Regions from separate parts of the Homo sapiens genome. Here all the other regions are linked to region 1. Evidence: chromatin contacts called from ENCODE Hi-C or POLR2A ChIA-PET data. All regions are on one chromosome and are shown on one strand. The core of a region is the stretch at or near the end of the contact, and the rest is flanking DNA. Distances in the headings are between cores, read along the strand shown. Region 1 has its middle 210 kb from the start of LINC01950. Region 2 has its middle 94 kb from the start of LINC01950. Region 3 has its middle 120 kb from the start of LINC01950.

Region 1 (4,585 bases), core at 1,032-3,531:
CAATCAACATTGTTTTTAGAAGTAAAGCTTTGTCTTTTCTAGGAATAACCTTTGGAAATCTATTTATCGCAGTGAGTGGTAGTTCTTTTATATTAATTGGTTTTTTTTTTAACAGAAAACGTAGGAACCTGAAGGAAAGACAGTCTGATGTGAGGATGGAAGAACAGATGGGCTCATTTGTCCATTTTTATTTATTTACTTATTCATTCATTCAACAACAAAAAATGAATCGAAGAAACTTTTTTCCTTTTATTTTTAGTTGGCCCATAATTGCTTTTATTTATGGGATTCAGAGTGATATTTCTGCATATGTATACAATGTGTAATGCTAAAATCAGTGTTAATTAGCACATCCACCACCTCAAACATTTATCATTGCTTTATGTTGTGAACATTCAAAATCGTCTCTTCTAGACTTTACAGAATGTACAATAAATTATAGTTAACCATATCTACCCTACAGAGCCACACAACACCAGAACTCATTCTTTCTATCTAGCTGTAATTTTGTATTCATTAACCAATTAATTAGTTTCTATCTAGCTATAATTTTGTATCCATTAACCAATTAACTTCTTTCATGAACTGAGCTTTTTGTTTTTAGCTTTCACATGTGAGTGAGAGCATGTTATATTTATGTTTTTGTGCTTGACTTATTTTGTTTAACCTAATGTTCTCCAGGCTCATTCATGTTGGCATGAATGAGAGGATTTCATCCTTTTTAAAGGCTGACTAGAATTTCATGATGTATATATACCACATTTTCTTTATTCATTCATTTTTTGATAGACATTTAGCTTGATTCCATATCTTTGCTACTGTGAATAATGCTGTGATAAACAGAAGTGCAGGTATGCCTTTGATATCATGATTTCTTTTCCTTTGGAAAAAAAACACAGTAGTGGGATTGCTGGATTATATGGTAGTTCTATTTTTAGCTTTTTGAGAAACATTTACACTGTCTTCCATAATGGCTGTACTCATTTATATTTCCACAAATAGTGTATGAGTTATCTTTTCTTTTCCTCCTCACTAGCATTTGTCATTTTTTGTCTTTTTGACATAGCCATTCTAAGCAGGGTGAGATTATATCTCATTGTGGTTTTGATCTGCATTTCCCTGACGATTAGTGATGTTGAACATTTTTTTGTATACTTCTTGGCCATTTGTATGTCTTCTTTTGAGACATATGTATTCAGATCCTCTGCCCACTTTTTAATGGGATTATTTGTATTTTTGCTGTTGAATTGTTAGAATTCTTTTTATATTCTGGATATTAGTCCTGGTCGAATCAATAGTTTGCAAATATTTTCTCCTATTCTACAGGTGTCTCTTCACTCTGTTGATTGTAAAGAAACTTTTAAACATGTAAATTAATAGATAATTTACAGAATACTAGGTTCTGTGGGGTGGAGGGAAGGTACAGAAATTAATGATTTTGCTGACTTCAAGTTCTTACCACATAGAGGAGATATTAAGAGAAGTATTTGGATAATCATAATCCAAGGCAAAGTCTAATTTTTGGCACAACTCAATGGTTGCTCCAAACAAGCCTAGTACAAAGTTGTTTTGCTAAGTATTACCAAGAATGCTTTTCAAGTAATTATAATAGTTTTTCATGCCTATACTGTGGCAGGCACTAGGCTAAGTGTTCCCTTTCAATTAGCTCACTTGATTCTCATAACAACTTTAGGAGATAGTTCCATTTTACCATCTCTATTTTACAAAGAGGTTAAATAACTTTTCCAAGGTCACACTACTACAGAGTGGATATCTGAGCCAAGCCCAAACAAAATGCTGTGGACAACGTCCTGACTGATGTAATTATCTCAGTCCATTGCAGAAGTAGCACCTGATTCCACTAGGAGCTATTAGCAACGTAAGGATCCGATTTTCTGAAATTCACCAGTAGAGAGGTTGGCCAAGGCCAAGAAAATAGGAGAATCATGATATTTATTAAGACAGGGAAATGGGGAAATCTCTGGATCACGGTGCTGGCCAGGGTAAATATGACCTGGTGTAAAATGATGTAACCCTAGATTTATACCACAGTGTAAATTTCATGAGGGCAGAAACTGCAACTTCATCTTACTCATCCTTGTCTTCCCATCACCAAGCACAATATATGGCACTGAATGGGCATTCAATACACTGATGGTGAAAGAACATATGAGGAACCAGTGGTGAAGGAGTCATTGAGAAATTCATTTACTTCATCATCTGACCATGCTGGTTATCGTGAGAAAGTGAGGCCACATTTAATCTTTGAACAATGCTGTAACTTTGCTTGAGTGAATCACACTAAGGAGGCTGTAGAACAGAGAGGTTATGTACATGCTTTAGAGTCAGGCAGAACATGTTTGGATCTAGGCACCCATAATTACTTGCTCTATGATCTTAGGCAATCTAATTTTCTGGAGTCTTAATTTCCTCAGTTGTAAAACTGGAAGTATAATATCTCATGTGTTGTTACAGAGATTAAAAGTGGTAACAAATATAAACTCTTAGTACAATGTCTGGCACATAGGAAGGGCTGCTATCATTTTTATTCCTTTTGTTGTTATTCATGTTATCATAATGATTATGACTATGAGTCATAACAATGGAGTGGAAAGAGCTCTAGACATCATTAAAATACCTTTGCTCTATTCCTGATATATATATATATATATTTTAAAGTATATTTCTAACTCAGATCTCCTAGGAATTGTATTTTCTGTAAAATATAGTTGTGTAGAAATGAGGTTACATATAGGAGCACTTGGTAAATTGCAAAGCATGATAAAAATGTAAGATGATATTATTTTTCCTTACTTTACATAGTTTTATGATTTGTGCTTTTGGTATCTCCTATTTGGCTTGCTTGACCTTAGCTCTCAAACCTATATTCATAAGAAACACCAGGAGAAATTTAAACCTACAGATTCCTGGGCGTCACCCTTAGAGATTCTGATTCAATAGGTCTGGGTCGGGGATGAAGCTGCATTTTTCAACAGGCTTTTCTGTTGATGCCAGTGCAGTTGTACTGTGGCTACCCTTTGAATAGTGCCACTCTGCGATGTGTAACTAATTTGAAGACTGCCGTGACCACTTCAAATTCTAGATCCTGCTTGGTCCTGAAGCAGTGGTTGGTAAAGGCTACTATGAGAGCTGTGGCCCACTGTGCGTCGTCATTTCTATTTGTAGCTGAGTGGAGTTGGCAGCAGGCACAGGCTGGCAGTCGTTTCCAACACACTCCTTGTCAAAGTACATACTGTTTCTGCAGCTGGCATCTATTCCCTGTACATCCCAATTATAACAGTATTACTGAGTCTTGTGACAGTCACACATTTCATCACCTTGGGGGACTGGGCAGAACAGGTTTGCCATGGCAAGGGTGCCCTGTTCCCTCCTTTCTTTGTATTCATCATAGCCTAGGAATCTTGTTGGTCTTGCTTGGCACTGAGTGTGTGCTGTTCCTAACTGAGGATGTCTGGAGCCCAGAACAGGTCAGAGATTATGTGTAAGCTGCAGGTTTGGAGTTGCAGGTTGTGCCTGCTGTAAAACACTAATTTTTGAAGCATTTCTACTATTAAAATTTTCACTGTTATGATGATCATCATGCTTTGCCCTCCTTTGCTGGGCCTGAATGCCTCAGCAAACCATTCCTACTCCTAGGTGCACATGACTGATCCTCTATAATTTGATGGAAGTATAGGGTGAATTTCACACTACCTGCATAATGGGGAGTTTTGATACCTGCATAATGGGGAGTTTTGATGCCTGCATAACTTTTTCCTCTTAAGGAAGTAAAGGAGATAATACAATAGATGTTGAACTATTGTAGTGAAATGTGTTTATGTATAATACATACTCAAACTGTCTTTACTTAGTAACCTGATTTTTAAAATATGAATAGCAAGTTGACACACAGAAAAACATATATTGAGAGTATCTGTTATTTTGGATAATTACTGGAAGTGTGTTACTCTTGAAAGTTATAGTTAATGAAGATATTAAAATAGATCAGCATTTTTCTTTTTAAAAAAGCTATCCTGACATGGATGTGGGTTTAGTAATTGTTACTGGTAACAGCTTATTTGAGATCAATGTTATATTTATGTTAGTTGGTATCAGCTGGAAAAAGATGATTCTTAAAGGTAAACTCAGGGAGAATAGGCTGAATATAATTAATACAAATAGGAGAAATGACTGTTGTCTTAGTCCATTTGTGTTGCTGTAAAGGAATACTTGAAGCTGGGTAATTTATAGAAAAAGGCTTATATGGCTCACAGTTCTGCAGGCTGTACAAGATGCCTAGCAGCAGCATCTGCTTCTGGTGAGGGCCCCTGGCTGCTTCCACTCGTGGTAGAAGGCTAAGAGGAGCAGGCATGTCCAGATCACATGATGGGAGAAGAAGCAAGAGAAAGAGAAAGAGGAGAGACGTGCCTGGCTCCTCGTAACCACCAGCTGTCATGGAAACTACTAGAGAGAGCACTCACTCATCACTGTAAGGATGGCACCAACGCATTCATTCATGAGAGATCTGCCCCCCTGACGAGAACACCTCCCATTATGCCTTTCCTCCAACCCCAGGAATCAATTT
Region 2 (4,585 bases), core at 1,157-3,656, 110 kb after region 1:
GGAGAAAAAGGCAACAATCCTAGGGTTTATGTCTTTAGTGAGTGAAGGGGGATTGTCTAAGACCATTTGTGCAGATACAACAAAATACCACAGACTGGGTAATTTATAAATCATTATTTATTACTCACAATTTTAGCAGCTAGAAAGTCCAAGATCAAGGCCATAGAAGAGATTGTGTCTGGTGAGGGCTGCTCTCTGCTTCCTTCTTGTTATATCCTCCAGAAGGGATGAACACTATGTCCTCACATGGAGGAAGGGATGGAAAGGGCAAAAGAGAGAGAGACAGTGCTCCTGTACCTCTTTTATAAGGTCATTAATCCCATTCAAGAAAGTTCTGTCCTCATGACTTAATCACTCCCTAAAGGCCCCAGCTCTTAATACTATCATATTGGTGGTTAAGCTTCAACATATGAATTTTGGAGGGGCACATACATGTAAACCATAGCAGGGATAATCAGGAGGATGAAAGATGACTGTGGGAGCAGGGGTAGAGGAGTCTGTAATCTGATGGCCTGTACTTTAGAGTAGCTAAGTGGTTTCATTTGATTTTTTTGAGAAGGCAAAAATAATGATGGGAAATAATAATGAAGGGAAAAATAATAATAGGGTACAGAGGAGCAAAAATGATGCTCTCATTTTCAGCCAGGTTAGCATTAGGATGGGAAGGAATGTTATTGGAGAGATTTAGAAGAGAAGTCATTTGCTGATGGCAGACTATGAGTTCCAAACATTACAATGAAATGTTTCTGCAGTAATGGAGGAGTAAGAAATTAGGCTGGACCAGGAGCTACAGAGAGCCTTATGAAGAGGGGAATCTTGGTCATAAGGGATGACCTGAGGTTTAGAGCTCCTTGTGATGACTGAGACAAGCAGAGATGTAGTCAAGGAAGATATTCAAAATATTTTGCTAACAACCATTATGGCATGGGCCCTCACCAGTCAGAATGGGCACCATTCTGTCATAATGGCCCAGTTATAAACAATTGTTATTTTGCTATCAGTGCTTCCAAACTGAATCCCACTTTTGGATGATGGGGCTGGTTCTCATGGCAGGCTCCTCCTTGGGTTTGTTTTTTAGGGCAGTTTGGTATGGCAAGGCTGAAAATGTGTAGTTGGAGAATATTGGGAGCTCTGTGGACTCCATCTTCAATTCTCCTAGGGCACTCCCAATTATAAATGTCTGTAATATATAGTTGTAATATTTTCTAAAAGAAAAGAACTTGGAGTTCAAAGATATAAAAGCAACCCTTGCTCTGTATTGACTAATTGCTTGAGCTTTAGAAAGTACTGTAACTGTTCTGGGCCTCAGTTCTCTCACCTACAGTATGAATTAGACTGGATTAGAACATTTCTAAGGTCCCCTTTGGTGGCAAGGACTTGAAATACGACTTATAGCTTGCTTATAAACATTTGCTTCATCTACATTTTTCAGCTGAGGTGCTATTTTGATTTTGTCATTTGCACTGAGTCTTTTCAGTCTTTTGATAAATGTTCCCTACATCAAAATGTCCCTAACTTCAAACAAGTTATTTTCAGTCTATTATGTAGTGATTTTCTGATTTGGTAAGGAAAAAGAAACCACGGAATTTCTATTTTCTATCTTAAACTTGTTCAGTCTTTCTTCTACTTACTCTTTCAATACTCCTAAGGGAAAAATAATTTTTTTTAAGTCTTCTGGGAGAATTTTTCATTTTTGCTAGTTGTTACATATTTTCCTGAAAGTTTTTAAAGTACTTAACTGTTAAGTGCATTTAAATTATTCCTAAACTTTTAAAGACTTTTTTAAAAGTTAAAGATTGCCTCCTTTGTGGTTAAAATTAAAAACAAGAAACAAGGGACCCTGAAAAAGAACTCATGCTATGTCACTTGTTTAGACAGTTTCAAGGCCACTGAGACTGTTACTAAAACTTCATCTTTTCTTAATGCTGTTCATCTTGCTGCTTCTTTTTTATTCTATGAAAAAAATATTTTTAAACAAATTGTCAGGAACTTTTGGATGCTAGACACAGAAGCGACTTAAATGGATTGTGTTAGTTACCCATTACTATGTCCCTGGTTGCTCTGAAACTGAGCTTCTTAAAAGGACCCACACTTTTTAATCTCAAGGTCTCTCTGGGTCAGGAATCTGAGCACAGTTTAGCTTGGCTCTCTATTTCATGGTCGCTCACAAGGTTATAGTCATGCTGTCAGCCAGGTGTCAGCAGTGTCATCTGGCGGCTAGAATGGTAAATGATCCACTACCTAAATCATTCAGTGGTTACTGGTAACATTCAGTTCCTTGGGCCACTGTTGGACCAAGTGTCTTAGTGAAATTGGGGAGCTCCCTGACTCCTTTGTGAGCAGGAACTGGAGAGGCTCATTTCACTCAGCCTGCCTCTGGCCACTCCTCACAGGAGGAAGCATGCAAATTAAGCGAGTGCAGAAACTGGAGCGAAGGAAAGCTGGAACGGCTGGCCACTTCTCTCTGGTGGGAGCAGGCCCTGTGCTGGCCCCACAGGATTGTCCAAATGTATTACAATGCTCTTTTAGCAGTTGCTGTCCACTGACGGCTAAGTGTTAACCAGAGCAGTGTAGAGTCAGGGCGAGAGCCTTTTACAGCCTGCCATCTTGGTACCCAGGTCCTTGTTCAGTGTCCAGGAAGAATCAGGTCTTGAAGGATGGTGAATGCGGAGGTTTTATTGAGTTATAAAGGTGGTTCTCATCTGAGATGGAAGCTGCCTCTGTCTGCTTTAAATTAGTTATCTTTATAGCCAGAATAAACAAATAACTCAGTTTTCTACTTTTCTAGTTTTTATGAGCTAAGTAGTTTAATAGACTGCCCAAAGGCAGTCTTATCTGCACCTATCTATAGCATGAAAGAAAAAGCTCAGTCTTTAAATTCAGGCAGATCTAGATTTGAAACTTCACCCTGATTAAATGACATTACCTATTCTCTCTGAGTTTTAGTTTCCTCATTTACAAAAATGTGACAACATCTTTCACACAGGGTGGTTATGAGCAATAAAACAATTACAGGAAAAGGTGCAATGCATGGCACGTAGTAGCAGTAAAATCAATTATGATTTTTACTACTATAATATTTATAATTTAATATTAATATATTTGTATTAATGATAGTAGTAATAATTATCACTCTTTTTACTTTCTCATTATGTTTTTTCCAAAAAATATGATTTCCTAAAAGCACAATAATACGTTATTTCATTATTTATAATTGTAACAATTGTATTTGTTTGTAGGATCAGGTATTCAAAAATATTTTTCCACTTTCTCCTGTGATTCATTTTGTGTGTCTGTTGCAATCTTATCAGCCAGAATGTAAATTTTGTAAAGCGTGCTAGACTGAATTTAATTGTTAGACATGACTCATTCTTTTCATAAAGACAATACAAATTTTCTTGCAAGATATTGACAGTGTAACTTGGTGAATCATATCGGATTAAATATTTTATTAATATTTAGTGATCACTAGCAATATTGTGTTAATATTTTATTAATATTTAGTAATTACTCTCCATGTGCTGTTTTATTGAGTTATAAAGATGGTTCTCAGTGGGATGGGGAGCTGGAAAGGGGATGGAGTGGGAAGATAATCTCCAACCATCTAGCTGCCTCTTCGACGTTCAGATGCTTCTTCTCTTCTCTCCTCTGCCGTGCCACTCTGTTCCTCTGCCAGTGGAGTTTGGGGTTTATATGGGCACAGGATAGCAGGGAGGGGTTGGCCACAAAGCAACATTCAGGTGCAAAAACAGGAATGCCTGTTCTCATTTAGGGTCATGGGTCCAGGCTTGAGGGTGGACCCCTCACCAGGGACCCTGCTCTCCTGCTTCCTGTCTGTATCATTAGTTCCTCCCTTGTATTGACCAAAGGTCATCTGAGTTCCTCACCAGGCATCTCACCCTTGTGGCAGCTGCTTTTTCACAGTATGCAAGCCAAGATGGCAATTGAGAGAGCATGCTAGTAAGACAGAAGTCACAGCCTTTTGTAACTAATCATGGTGTTGACATCTTATTCCTTTTGACTTATTCTATTCTTTAAAAGCAAATTATTAACCCATATTCAAGAGGAAGGATTACACAAAGGCATGAATTCTAGAAAGTTGGATTATTGATGGTCATTTTAAAAGTCATCTGCCACACAGATTCATCCACATAATTGAAAAGGTGAGGTATAACTTGTCTTCAAGCACAAATGGATCCAGAAACTTAAAAGTTGCCATCAAATGTCAGTTTCTTTCCATCACCTTTACTCCAGTTAGTTTGATTCTTAGGTGAGTTATCCTTTCACAGTAGCCCATAATGGCTCCAGATGTCTATCCCACTTGTTCAGCAATTCAGTGGAAAGTGAGTGTTTCTTTCCTATCAGTTCCAGCAGAAGTATTGGGGTTACAACCACTGATCCTGTTTGAGTCCCATGATCATTCTTTAATCAATCATGTGACTTTTATTGGCCATTCCAGGCCATGTCCCTTTTCCTGAAGGAGAAGGGACATCCCCATCTAAACAGCATGGGGTGAGACATCCATGTTGTCACATCCATGCTGTCCCATGTTTAGTGAGACATCCCTACCTAAACAGCATGGACT
Region 3 (4,585 bases), core at 908-3,407, 83 kb after region 1:
TGAATACATGAATGATAAGAAAGCAAAATAGTGTATTGTTGATATGAAGAAAGTTTTAGTGGTCTAGATATATCAAACTAGCCACAACATTTCCTTAAGCCAAGGCCTAATTCAGACCAACGCCCTAACTCTTTTTAATTCTATGGCTGACAAAGGTGGGGAAGCTGCAGAAGAGAAGTTTAAAGGTAGAAGTGGTTGGTTCAATAGGTTTAAGGTTAAGGTTTATATCACTTCCATAACATAAAAGTGCAAGGTGAAGCAGCAAAAGCTGATGTAGAAGTTGCAGCAAGTTATCCAGAAGATCTAGCTAAGATTATTGATGAAAGTGGCTACACTAAATAGCAGATTTTCAAAGTAGACAAAATAGTCTTTCTTTAGAAGAAGATGCCATCCAGGACTTTAATAGCTAGAGGAAGTCAATGCCTGTCTTCAAAGCTTCAAAGGACAAGGGGACTCTCTTGTTAAGGGCTAATGCCGTTGGTGACTTTAAGTTGAAACCAATGCTCATTTTACATTCCAAAAATCTTAGGACCCTTAAGAATTATGCTAAATCTGTTCTGTCTGTGCTCTATAAATAGAATAACAAAACCTGGATTACAGCACATCTGTTTACAGTATAGATTACTGAATATTTTAAGCTCACTGTTGAGACCTACTGCTTAGAAAGAAGACATTATTCAAAGTATAACTGCTCCTTGACAATACACCTCATCATTCAAAAGCTCTGAGGGAGATGCATAAGGAGATTAATGCATTTTCATGCCTGCTAATGTAGCATCTGTTCTGAAGCCTATGGATGAAGGAGTAATTTTGACTTTCAAGCCTCATTATTTCAGAAATAAATTTTGTAAAACAATAGTTGTCAGAAAGTGATTTTGCTGATAAAATTGAAATCCTTCTGGCAAGGATTCACCATTCTAGATGCCATTAAGAACATTTGTGATTCATGGGAGGAAGTAAAAGTATGCACATTATAAGGAGTTTGGAAGTTATTGATCTCAACCCTCCTGCATGACTTTGTGGGGTTCAAGACTACAGTGGAGGAAGTAACTACAGATGAGGTGGAACTAGCAAGGGAACTAGAGTCAGAAGTGCAGCCTGAGGATGTGACTGAATTGCTACAATCTCATGATAAATCTTGAACAGATGAGGTGTTGCTTTTTCTGGATGCGGTCCCTTGATACGGAATCTACTCCTGGCATAGATGCTATAAATGTTGTTGAAATGATCACAAAGAATATTACATAAAGTTAGTTGATAAAGCAGTGGCAAATATGGAGAAGATTGATTCTGATTTTGAAAAATGTTCTACTGAGAGCGTGTAAAATGCTCCCAAACAGCACTGTATGCTACACTGAAATCTTTTGTGAAATGAAGAGCCAATCGATGTGGCCAACTTTATTATTGTCTTATTTTAAGCCATCAACATTGAGGCAAAACCCTTCTCAAGAAAAAGATTATGACTCTCTGAAAGCTGAGATGATTGTTAGCAATTTTTAGCAATAAAGTAGTGTTTTTTTTTTTTTTTTTTTCCTTGAGATGGAGTTTCGCTCTTGTTGCCCAGGCTGGAGTGCAGTGTCATGATCTTGGCTCACTGGAACCTCTGCCTCCTGGGTTCAAGCGATTCTCCTGTCTCAGCCTCCCAAGTAGCTGAGATTACAGGTGTGCACCACCATGTCCAGCTAATTTTGTATTTTTAGTAGAGACAGGGTTTCACCATGTTGTCCAGGCTGGCCTTGAACTCCTGATCTCAAGTGATCCACCTGCCTCGGCCTCCCAGAGTTCTGGGATTACAGGCATGAGCCACCGCACCTGGCCAATAAAGTAGTTTTTATGTGTATTTTTTAAAGACATGATGCTATTTCATTATGTCTAAAAGAAGAATATAGTAAACACTTAATATGCTATGGTATAGCATAAATATAAATTTGTGTGACTTCCTTTATTGTTATCTTTACTTTATTGTGGTGGTCTAGCACCAAATCTGCAATATCTCTGAAGTATGCTTGCATTTATTTTTGGTCATTGGAAGAAATACCTTTAAAAGTATTGTATTTACTGTTAAGAATATTTAAAGGAAATGAGCATGTACTGAAACTTTGCTGATTCATGCTGCAGGAATCGGCCTCAAAAAGTCTTGAAGCCCAGGCCTATTAATACTTGGAGATATAAATCGAAGAACATTTCCTTGTATTCCTGTATTCAGTAAATGGTAATAATGCACTATGGTTGTTACCAGCCATTGGCATTTGATAAACAAACAAGCACATAGACTGAGTCTCTACAAGAACTGAAAGAAGCCAGGAAGTTATAAGGCCTCTTAGAATGTAAAAAACAAAAACAAAAAAAACAAAACAAACAAGCAAACAAACAAAAAACAAGCTTTCAGAAGAACCAGATGGAATTTTAATCTGAGATCTCATTGACTGGGCTTCCAAAGAGCAATGAAGTTTGTCCTTCAATTTAAAATACGCTCCTGGTTCCCCAGCTCTGATTATTTAGCTGTATGCAAATCCAGTATCATTTTCTTATCTGTCAGTGGAGCTTGAGTCCTTTGTTTGTGTCTGTTGGTGTCTTATTCTTGTACATGTGTCATCCTTGTACATGCCAGAGAACTGCTTTCACTCATTTATTACATGTGCATGCCAGAGAATTCCTTTCACTCATTTATTCAACAAATATCTAATGAATGCCTACCACGGGGTAGGCACTGTGCTAGGTACAATCTGTGTTTAAACTTGTATTAGGGCAGCTTTTTTGTTACCTTAGTAAAGTACTCTCTGGAAAAACTTCAAGACATTCTTGTCTACCTTTCTAATATTAATAGCTTCCTATAAAGGGTTCCTACAATGGATGTGCTAGAGAAAATGCTACTTATTGTAGTGTGGTGGAGTGCCTTACACTGCATTCTGTACAACAATAAATACTATAGAAAGGTTCTAGTGCATTTGATGATATCTGGCCAGCTTACCCATAATAACTCTGACTTCATTGTGGAAGAAAGCCCTTCTATGCAAGGCATAAAATCCAATTGATTTTTATGAAATAAGATGCTATGAAGAAGAAGTGCATTAAGTGTTCTGTATCACAATAATTCTACCTTGTAAGCTAAATGGTTTTTGCAACACTGTTGAAAATGCTGTCACTATTCTGAGCATACATAAAAGAGCAAGATAAGGCCAATAATTTAAAAGTCAATGCTACTCCTACTCAAAGATTTCTTCCCTCAATTAATAAAGCATTTTCTCCTCTGTGTCAGTTAAAAATAAAATTCAAAATAGCTTTATATGATATGATCAGACACAAAGCCATGTGTAAGTTATGTGGATTTTACAAATTTTCTTTATTGAATTCTGGGGTGCAACTATCTTAGGCTTCTACTAAGGTACCTTATCACATCTGTTATGTATATTTAAAATGATATATATTTACTTTAAAAGAATTGATCAATTCTTTTAAAATTGGTTTATTTCAGCAAGCCTGGTTAGCTAAATTTAGTAAACATTTCTAAAATAATGTTATATGAATGTAGACAGGAAGTCAAGTCATCTGATTTCAGGGACAAAGCCGCTTTATAGCTCTTGCAATCAGACAATAACTTGCAGTGAATTTGGTTAGGTTAGTGGCAGCAGCGTTAATTTGTAATCTTTTTTTTCTGATGTAATACACCTAAAGAACAGAATACACTCCCATCAATAATAGGTGCTCATGGTGAGGATGATTCTGTGAATTTAAGAAGTGGAGTAGACTGAAAATCAGCCAGCTGGGTGGATGGTCAACCAACCATCCCACATGAAAGAGGTGATTCTCACATGCTCCCTTGGGGGATATTTTTGAGAGTCATTGCAAAGCAGTTAAAACTGTGGGTAAGATTCTTAGATCTAGCCACATTAATTTTAATTTCTGGTTATTTATTTATTTTATTTTTATTTCATTTTATTATTATTATTTTTATTCTACTTTAAGTTTTAGGGTACATGTGCACAATGTGGAATACTATGCAGCCATAAAAAATGTTGAGTTCATGTCCTTTGTAGAGACGTAGATGAAGCTGGAAACCATCATTCTCAGCAAACTATTGCAAGGACAAAAAACCAAACACCGCATGTTCTCACTCATAGGTGGGAATTGAACAATTTGTGGTAATTCTAAGTGAAATGATGGACTGGCTTTGTACCTGGCATCTAGGTGCTCAGTAAATATATGATTGAACAAAAGAAGGAATGAAAGAGAGATTTTAAATATCTGCTACTTACTATAACGGAAACACAATATATATTTTATTGTCACTTAGCATATCCATGTTAAATGGAGCTTCTTACAGCCTTTAAAAATTCTATCCGGTAGTATCTAGTATAATTAACATATAATATATTTTTTGACCTTGTACTGCACATCTAAAAATCTATCCCATAAAGTAAGACCTAGCCAAAGCAATATTCAAAACAATGTGGAGGCATGACAATACCTGATTTGAAATTATATTACAAAGCTATAGTAATCAAAACAGAATGGTACTGGCATGAAAATATACAGACCAGTGGAACAGAATACAGAGCACAGAAATAAATCCAAACATATATGG

What was found. Hi-C counts contacts between places; a loop is a spot of excess contacts on that map. ChIA-PET counts read pairs that join two places held with the same protein, here RNA polymerase II (POLR2A). Pooled maps may share reads with other maps.
Region 2: a map of gastrocnemius medialis shows a loop between it and region 1 (2.8-fold over the local background). The contact joins two enhancer-like sites. A Hi-C loop is called at or near these places in 7 of 168 maps with a recorded cell type or tissue (Right ventricle myocardium inferior, gastrocnemius medialis and heart right ventricle) and 10 of 50 pooled maps.
Region 3: a loop to region 1 is called in a map of PC-9, with 3 times the contacts of the local background. The contact joins two enhancer-like sites. A Hi-C loop is called at or near these places in 8 of 168 maps with a recorded cell type or tissue (PC-9, Right ventricle myocardium inferior, heart left ventricle and 2 more) and 3 of 50 pooled maps. POLR2A ChIA-PET finds 5 or more read pairs at or near these places in 1 of 52 experiments (RWPE1).

The regions. Positions count from the first base shown.
Region 1 is chr5:107,216,632-107,221,216 of GRCh38, reverse strand. No RefSeq gene overlaps it. Among named protein-coding and RNA genes, the nearest start is that of LINC01950, 210 kb to the right of the region's middle. Within about 2 kb of position 2,281, at least 7 of the 41 ENCODE cell types and tissues checked have a DNase peak (open chromatin) inside an H3K27ac peak, as active enhancers do; they include PC-9 and gastrocnemius medialis, where a contact is called at or near this core.
Region 2 is chr5:107,102,477-107,107,061 of GRCh38, reverse strand. No RefSeq gene overlaps it. Among named protein-coding and RNA genes, the nearest start is that of LINC01950, 94 kb to the right of the region's middle. Within about 2 kb of position 2,406, at least 2 of the 41 ENCODE cell types and tissues checked have a DNase peak (open chromatin) inside an H3K27ac peak, as active enhancers do; they include gastrocnemius medialis, where a contact is called at or near this core.
Region 3 is chr5:107,133,148-107,137,732 of GRCh38, reverse strand. No RefSeq gene overlaps it. Among named protein-coding and RNA genes, the nearest start is that of LINC01950, 120 kb to the right of the region's middle. Within about 2 kb of position 2,157, at least 3 of the 41 ENCODE cell types and tissues checked have a DNase peak (open chromatin) inside an H3K27ac peak, as active enhancers do; they include PC-9, where a contact is called at or near this core.